Linked DNA regions of Homo sapiens: region 1 is linked to region 2. The links are chromatin contacts, found by Hi-C or POLR2A ChIA-PET in ENCODE. All regions are on one chromosome and are shown on one strand. The core of a region is the stretch at or near the end of the contact, and the rest is flanking DNA. Distances in the headings are between cores, read along the strand shown.

Region 1 (3,285 bases), core at 546-3,045, 53 kb before region 2:
ACCTGGCAGGTATGCTGAGACCACCCCCGTCCCGTCCCCTGGGCGGTAGGCTGAGGACCTGGAGCCCACGGGCTCACCCCACGGCTGTGCATCCACCTGCACTTCCTGGAGTCACCGCCACCACGGCGAGCTTCTCCGCACTGCTGTTGTGCGAGGAAAACAACCTGAAGCTTAAGTGAGGTAGTCAGACCTCTCCATTGCACTAAGCTTACATTTACCGGCATTTCTGTGATGAACCAAGTAGTTATTTAAGAGAAAATGACAGAGGCCAGGCGCGGTGGCTCACGCCTGTTATCCCAGCGCTTTGGGAGGCCGAGGCGGGCGGATCACTTCAGGCTAGGAGTTTGAGACCAGCCTGGCCAACGTGGTGAAACCCCATCTCTGCTGAAAAAAACAAAACAAAACTGGGCATGGTGGTGTGTGCCTGTAATCCCAGCTACTCGGGAGGCTGGCAGGCAATTGCTTGAGCCCAGGAGGTGGAAGTTGCAGGGAGCTGAGATCACACCACTGCACTCCAGTCTGGGTGACAGAGCGAGACCCTGTCTCAAAAAAAAACAATGACAGAGAATGGGAAGGGCTGGTCCTGACCCCGCTCAGAGCTCAAGCCCCTGATATTGGTGCGTTTCCTCCATGCTCCTCTTGGGGTCTGTGCTTACTGTGTGTTCACTGTGTGTGTGTTCAGTGTGTGTGTGTTCACTGCGTGTTCACTGTGTGTTCAATGTGTGTGTATTCAGTGTGTGTGTTCACTGTGTTCAGTGTGTGTGTATTCAGTGTGTGTGCACTGTGTGTTCACTCTTCACTTTGTGTGTTCACTGTTTGTGTTCATTGTGTGTGTGCACTCTGCATGTGTGTGTGCATGTTTATGTTTAAACACATGTGCCACATGTGCTGCTTTTCCTCCTCTCTCTCTTAATATGTCACAAGAGCAACTTTCCACGCTGGGTGTGTGAAAGCTCATGCGGGGATCTGAGACGGCATTTCCACGCTTGCACGCAGGCCCTGGGTCAGTGCAGGAGGGTCTGAGACGGGATTGCCACGCTTGCACACAGGCCCCGGGTCAGTGCAGACCCTGGGTCAGCACAGGCTGGTGTCTACCCCGAGGGCCATCTTGGGCCCCGTCTCCCACAGACCTCACCTTTGGCGGCCATGTGGTCATCTGGGTTTGTGGCATCAGGTGAGCAGACCTGGGTTGCCACTGACCCAGGGGCCACCCAGATGGTGTGGCGTGTCTGCCCCCATCCCCTGCATGCCGCCATCCATGCCCCCGTCCCCTGTGTGATGCCATCTGTACCTCCCTGCAGCCCTGGAGCAGCAGTGTGATGAGCATCGTCGCCGAGCCAAGGAGCTGAAGCACAAGTCCCAGCACCTCAGCAACGTGCTCATGACGCTGACGCCGGTCTCCCTGCCACCGCCTGTGAAGCGGCCCCGGCTTGCACGTGCCACATCAGGACCGGCCGCCATGGCCTCGCAGGTGCTCACCCAGTCTGCCCAGCTGGCGCTTGGCCCGGGCGTGCCCGTCCCCCAGCTGACCAGCGTGCCCCTTGGTAAAGTGGTGTCCACCCTGCCGTCCACCGTCCTGGGCAAGGGTTCCCTTCAGGCGCCCCCCGCCAGCTCCCCGGCCTCCCCGCTGCTCGGGGGATACACAGTCTTGGCCTCTTCCGGCTCCACCTACCCCAGCACAGTGGAGATCCACCCGGACGCGTCCAGCCTCACGGTCCTGAGCACGGCCGCCGTGCAGGACGGTAGCACGGTGTTCAAGGTGGTCAGCCCGCTACAGCTGCTCACGTTGCCTGGCCTGGGCCCCACCCTGCAGAACGTGGCCCAGGCCTCGCCTGGCTCCAGCACAATTGTGACAGTGCCCGCAGGGGCTGCCCCCGGGCCTGAGGAGCACACGGCCACCATTGAGGTGGCTGCCATGGCAGAGGACCACGAGCGGAAGTAGCCGACAGGAGGGCGAGGCCCCTGGGACGGACAGGGCTGGCTGTCTCTCAGCCGCGGCAGCAGGGAGCGGGCAGAGGCCGCAGGGCTGGCTCGGGCAGGTGGGTCACGTGGTCTGCAGAACCAAAGAGAGGAATCGCCAAAACAAATCACGAGAAGAGAGAAGGGGACAGAACAGCGAGAGCAACCTGGAAAATCGGTCTTCAGGTCCCACGTTTCCTCCCCCTTTTTTCTTGGGAAATATATTTTTCCATCTGTTGCTTATTAATACTGTTTACACATTGGGCCTTGATCAGGAGCCAGGTGGGCGGGGGCTAGGGGGAGCCTGGGTGCAGCAGAGACAGAGGAAGCAGAGCCAGGTGCCGAGCGCGACCCTGCAGGTGCTGGACGCGGTGCAGCAGGTCACGAGGCCCCCATGTCTGCACCCAGCCAGGTCCCTGGGGACGTTACTAACTCATGACTTGGGAGCTAAGCCCAAGTGTGAAACCTCTGGATCCTATGGATTTGGTTTCTTCCCACAGTTTTCTGTAGGTTTAGTGTGGCTGGCGCCCCGTTCTCCTCCAGTTGGGAACATGCACCCGGAGCTTGGGGTGCAGATCCTGATGGGTGCCTGCCTCCCCCGCCCCCAGCCGGTGCTCAGGTGGCCCAGGGGCCGCACAGACGAGGCGTGGTCCAGGCATTGTTGCACATGTACTGAGGGTGTTTTTAAGTGAATTGCTTAGTAGGCTTCTAGGAAGAGTCAGATTTATAGCATTTTCAACCAAAATAATGGTGAGTGCCTAGGCTTCCCGAGTTAGCTCTTTGGGTGGCCCCTGAGCCCCTGTGAGTGCACTTGACCGGGTGCGGAGGTCCTGGGCAGCCTGTCCCTGAGCCGGCCCCTCCCAGGGGTCTGAGATCCATGAGGTGTGTCCCTAGGGCTTCAGTCCTGGGGCAGAGGCATAAACAGAACCAGTCACTATGGAGGTCGAGGATTCCCATGTGGGCCCTTCAGCTTGGGCTGCTTGGCCACGGAACAGCCCTTGGCTCCCTGGCCCCCGGCCCCCATGCAGCCCCTGGGCTGGCCCTTGGTGGTCTCTGTCCAAGGGAGAGCCCCTGGGTGTTCAGGAGGCTGCCCCGGGTGGGCTGCTCAGGGCAGCTGCCGAAGGTGGAGCCCAGAGCCTGTCTGGAAGGGCTGTCTGTGGCTGTCCTGAGACCTGGCCTTGGACTCACAAGGAAGACCAGGCTGAGGCCCCTCCAGGCCAGGGTCCTGGGGCAGGCATCTCAGGGAGCAGCCAGCCCAGGCCTCCTGCCGTCTCCAACAGGGCATGTCCCGGGAGGACCCTGAGTGCCAGATTCCCCTGGACGCTC
Region 2 (3,281 bases), core at 615-3,114:
GCAGCAGGAACCAGGACCCCTGCAGATGGTGGAGGCAAGAGGCTTTATCTGAGCCTTTGGGACCCTGGCCACCTGCCCAGCTCCATCTGCATGGGAGAACCTAGGGGAGGGGCTGGTTCTGGTACCTGGGCCCACTGAGGCCTTGAGCTGAGCTTCCAGTTCTGGCAGGTCCCCAGCACAGCAGCCTGGGGGCTCCTCTGGCACAGAAGGCCTCGCCCTCTGTGCTCTCTGCAGCCGCCACTGGGATTAAGGGGACCAGGTGTGTCTGTGGCACCTGTGCCCTCCTAGGCATCTCGCCAGCCACCAGCTGAACAGGTTTGGTGCTCCTGGGTATCTGGGAGGGGCTGGGGACGTTCCTGCCTCCTGGTGTGGCTTAGACTGAAAGTCCTGCACGTCCGAACTCAGGGATACTCGAGGCTTCCTGGACATAGACTCACGGGCCCAGAGTCTGGCCGGGCTCTGAGGGACGCTGCCCGGCCAGGTGCCCCGGCACCCTCCTTCCGCATTCCCCACCCCCCACCCCTCCCCCTGCATCCTCCCCAACCGACCCCAGACAGAGCTGGGAGGGCCTGAGGGACACTGCCCAGGCCGGCACCCCGCTGCCCCTCCCCACCTTGGTCAGCGCTGAGCTGGGCTGCCCAGAAATCTATGAGCCTGTTAAATAATCCAGATTATTGTTCTTAATCTCAAAACAATGAGTGGAAGGTGCCATTATTTCTCTTTGCAATAAAAATAAAAGTTGAAATACGCAGTTTAGGGACTTTCCTTACCACCCCTTGCAGACTTTGAATTTCCCTTCCCGCCCCTTCCTGCCCCCTTGTGGCTGCCAGTCCAGGTCCCTGGGTTGGAGCTCCCGGGTGGACACAGTAGGGTCAGTGGGAGGGTGGGGCGGGGAGGGGCCTCCAGGGAGGGGGTGTCCCGAGTCTCAGGGGCTGGGGGGCAGGCGGCCGTCGGGTGCAGGTGGGGGTCACGGCAGGGCTCACTCAGGCATGAGTCGGGAGAAGGGAGGCCAGCTGGAAGGGGGCAGGGGTCCTGCGGGCTGGACAGGAGGAGGCAGAGGCTGGAGGCGGGAGGGGCTGCCTGGGAGGGACCTGTGGCCTTGGGCCCCAGCGCCATGGGCGCTTCCAGGCCGCACTCACGGTCCTTGCCTGCCCCCTGGCGTCCGTGTGGAGGAAGGCAGTGCCCGTTTCTTCAGCCGTGGGTGCCCCTGGCTCTGCCTCCCCGGGGATCCCCCAAAACCCTCGGGCCCTCCTCTTCCGGGAAGTCCTCCGGGCCGACCCACACAGCTGTCGCTGCCCTGATTCCACTCCCTCTTCCCTGCTTGGCCCTTACCCGAGGGCGGGCCTGCCCATGAGGCCGCTCTCAGGACGCCTGCCCACAGCAGCTCCTGACATTGGGCCCTGTGCTCAGGGGTGGAGTCTGGGGCTGGGTGAGGGCACCGACGGGTGGAGGGGAAGCTGCCGGAAGCGGGGAGAGAGGCGGCCCCCACCTGTGCCCCCGCAGCTCTGAGGGTTGGGAAGGCAGCGCCTGCAGCCCTCACCTTCCTGCCCTCAGGCTGCGAGGCTTGTTCCCAGAGGGCCGTTGGCTTCCCTGAGTGCCTGAGTGTCCATAAGTTGGACCCCCAAGAAGCCCCAACCGGGAGGTCCTCCTCCCCCTCTCCTGCGCTCAGGCCGGCCCTGGCGGTGCTTGCCCAGTGGGTTCCCATAGTGCGGGCGCTAAGTGCTCAGATGGGCCCCAGTGGGCCTGAGGACTTGTGGGGCCGGCTGGGCCCTCAGGAGGAGCCGGGGTGCTCTGGAGCGCCTGTGGGTGCTGGGTGTGGCTGCTTCCCGGCCTGTCATGAGGAAGTGGGACGGCCCGCCTGCCACGCCCAGCTCTGGGTGCTCCAGCTGGGCCACAGCCTGGTCCTGCCGCTGCGCCCGCCCGCCATGGTGTCCCGGGACCAGGCTCACCTGGGCCCCAAGTATGTGGGCCTCTGGGACTTCAAGTCCCGGACGGACGAGGAGCTGAGCTTCCGCGCGGGGGACGTCTTCCACGTGGCCAGGAAGGAGGAGCAGTGGTGGTGGGCCACGCTGCTGGACGAGGCGGGTGGGGCCGTGGCCCAGGGCTATGTGCCCCACAACTACCTGGCCGAGAGGGAGACGGTGGAGTCGGAACCGTGCGTGTCCTAGGCTGCTGGGAGCTTTGGCACAGGCCACCCTCTAGGCACAGGGGAGGGACAGGGCTCTGGGCTGCTCAGGGAGGCCCAAGAAGGTGGGGACCCCGGTTCCATCTTCCTGCACCCCAAAGTCCAGGCTGGGCATCCCGCTTGATCCTCCCTGCAGGCCCCATGCGCTGGCGCCCAGGAGTGCCCAGGACTGTCCCTGCGGGAGTTGGAGCACGGGGGTCAGAGGGCACGGCCCCTGCCTTGGGCTCATCCTTGTCACAGCTCGGGGGTGGACGCTGCATTGCCGGGACCCAGGGAGGACAGAGGGTCCAGGGTGGACTTCTGGGGCCCGGTGGCCAGTGACAAGGTCTGTCGGAGCGTTCCAGGGCCTTTGGGGGAAACGAAGCTTGAAGCTTGCCCAGTTTCCAAAGTGCCGGAACCAGACACACGACCTAGTTAGGGGAGCGGGCCGGCTGCCGGGCAAACTTCCTGCCTGCTGTGCCCTGCGGGGAACCAGACAGCAGCTGGTGTGGCCTGGCCCTGGCTTCCACAGCTGCCCGGAGCTCAGGCTGAGGAGGGTCACGCTCCTGAGATCCCGCGTTTCTCATCAGTGATTGGGCACCCACTGTGTGTGTGCGTGAGTCACAGGCTGTGTAGGGTTAGCTCCCGGGGGACCCAAGCAACAAGCAGGGGAGGCTGTAAAGAGGCCGTCGGGCAGGGGCCCATGGTGGAGACCCCTCTATTACGTGCAGACCCACGACCTCGTTAGCAGGGTCACGCGCAGACCCACGACCTCGTTAGTGAGCAGGGGTGCAGGGGTGGGGTCTGGCCGGAGGCTGGTCAGCTCCCAGGTGCAAAGACCCTGAGTCCTGAGAACTCGCCCAGGTGAGAAGTGGGGAGGAGGCCAGGTGAGGAGGGGGTGGGAGGCCAGGTGGGGGGGGGAGCGGGAGGCTAGGTGGGGGGGGCTGGAGGCCAGGTGAGGGGGGGCGGGAGGCCAGGTGGGGGGGGCGGGAGACCAGGAGAGGAGGGGACGGGAGGCCAGGAGAGGAGGGGGCGGGAGGCCAGGAGAGGAGGGGGCGGGAGGCCAGGTGAGGAGGGGGCGGGAGGCCAGGTGAGGGGGGGGCGGGAGGCCAGGTGA

What was found. Hi-C counts contacts between places; a loop is a spot of excess contacts on that map. ChIA-PET counts read pairs that join two places held with the same protein, here RNA polymerase II (POLR2A). Pooled maps may share reads with other maps.
Region 1: a loop to region 2 is called in a map of Panc1, with 11 times the contacts of the local background. The contact joins the enhancer-like site here to the promoter of PTK6 in region 2. A Hi-C loop is called at or near these places in 11 of 168 maps with a recorded cell type or tissue (CD4-positive, alpha-beta T cell, CD8-positive, alpha-beta T cell, Caco-2 and 7 more), 7 of 37 single-sample maps with no recorded cell type and 11 of 50 pooled maps. POLR2A ChIA-PET finds 5 or more read pairs at or near these places in 10 of 52 experiments (B cell, Caco-2, HepG2 and 6 more).

What each region holds. Positions count from the first base shown.
Region 1 is chr20:63,588,746-63,592,030 of GRCh38, reverse strand. GMEB2 (glucocorticoid modulatory element binding protein 2) reads left to right here. Exons shown (of 10, transcript NM_012384.5): 9 at 1-9; 10 at 1,302-3,285. The coding sequence ends at 1,942. Among named protein-coding and RNA genes, the nearest start is that of HELZ2, 16 kb to the right of the region's middle. RefSeq lists an enhancer at 1,534-1,703. Within about 2 kb of position 1,795, at least 2 of the 41 ENCODE cell types and tissues checked have a DNase peak (open chromatin) inside an H3K27ac peak, as active enhancers do.
Region 2 is chr20:63,535,959-63,539,239 of GRCh38, reverse strand. PTK6 (protein tyrosine kinase 6) reads left to right here and starts at 1,864. Exons shown (of 8, transcript NM_005975.4): 1 at 1,864-2,155. The coding sequence starts at 1,926. It overlaps SRMS (src-related kinase lacking C-terminal regulatory tyrosine and N-terminal myristylation sites), which reads left to right. Exons shown (of 8, transcript NM_080823.4): 8 at 1-751. RefSeq lists silencers at 806-1,075, 1,406-1,555 and an enhancer at 1,676-1,765.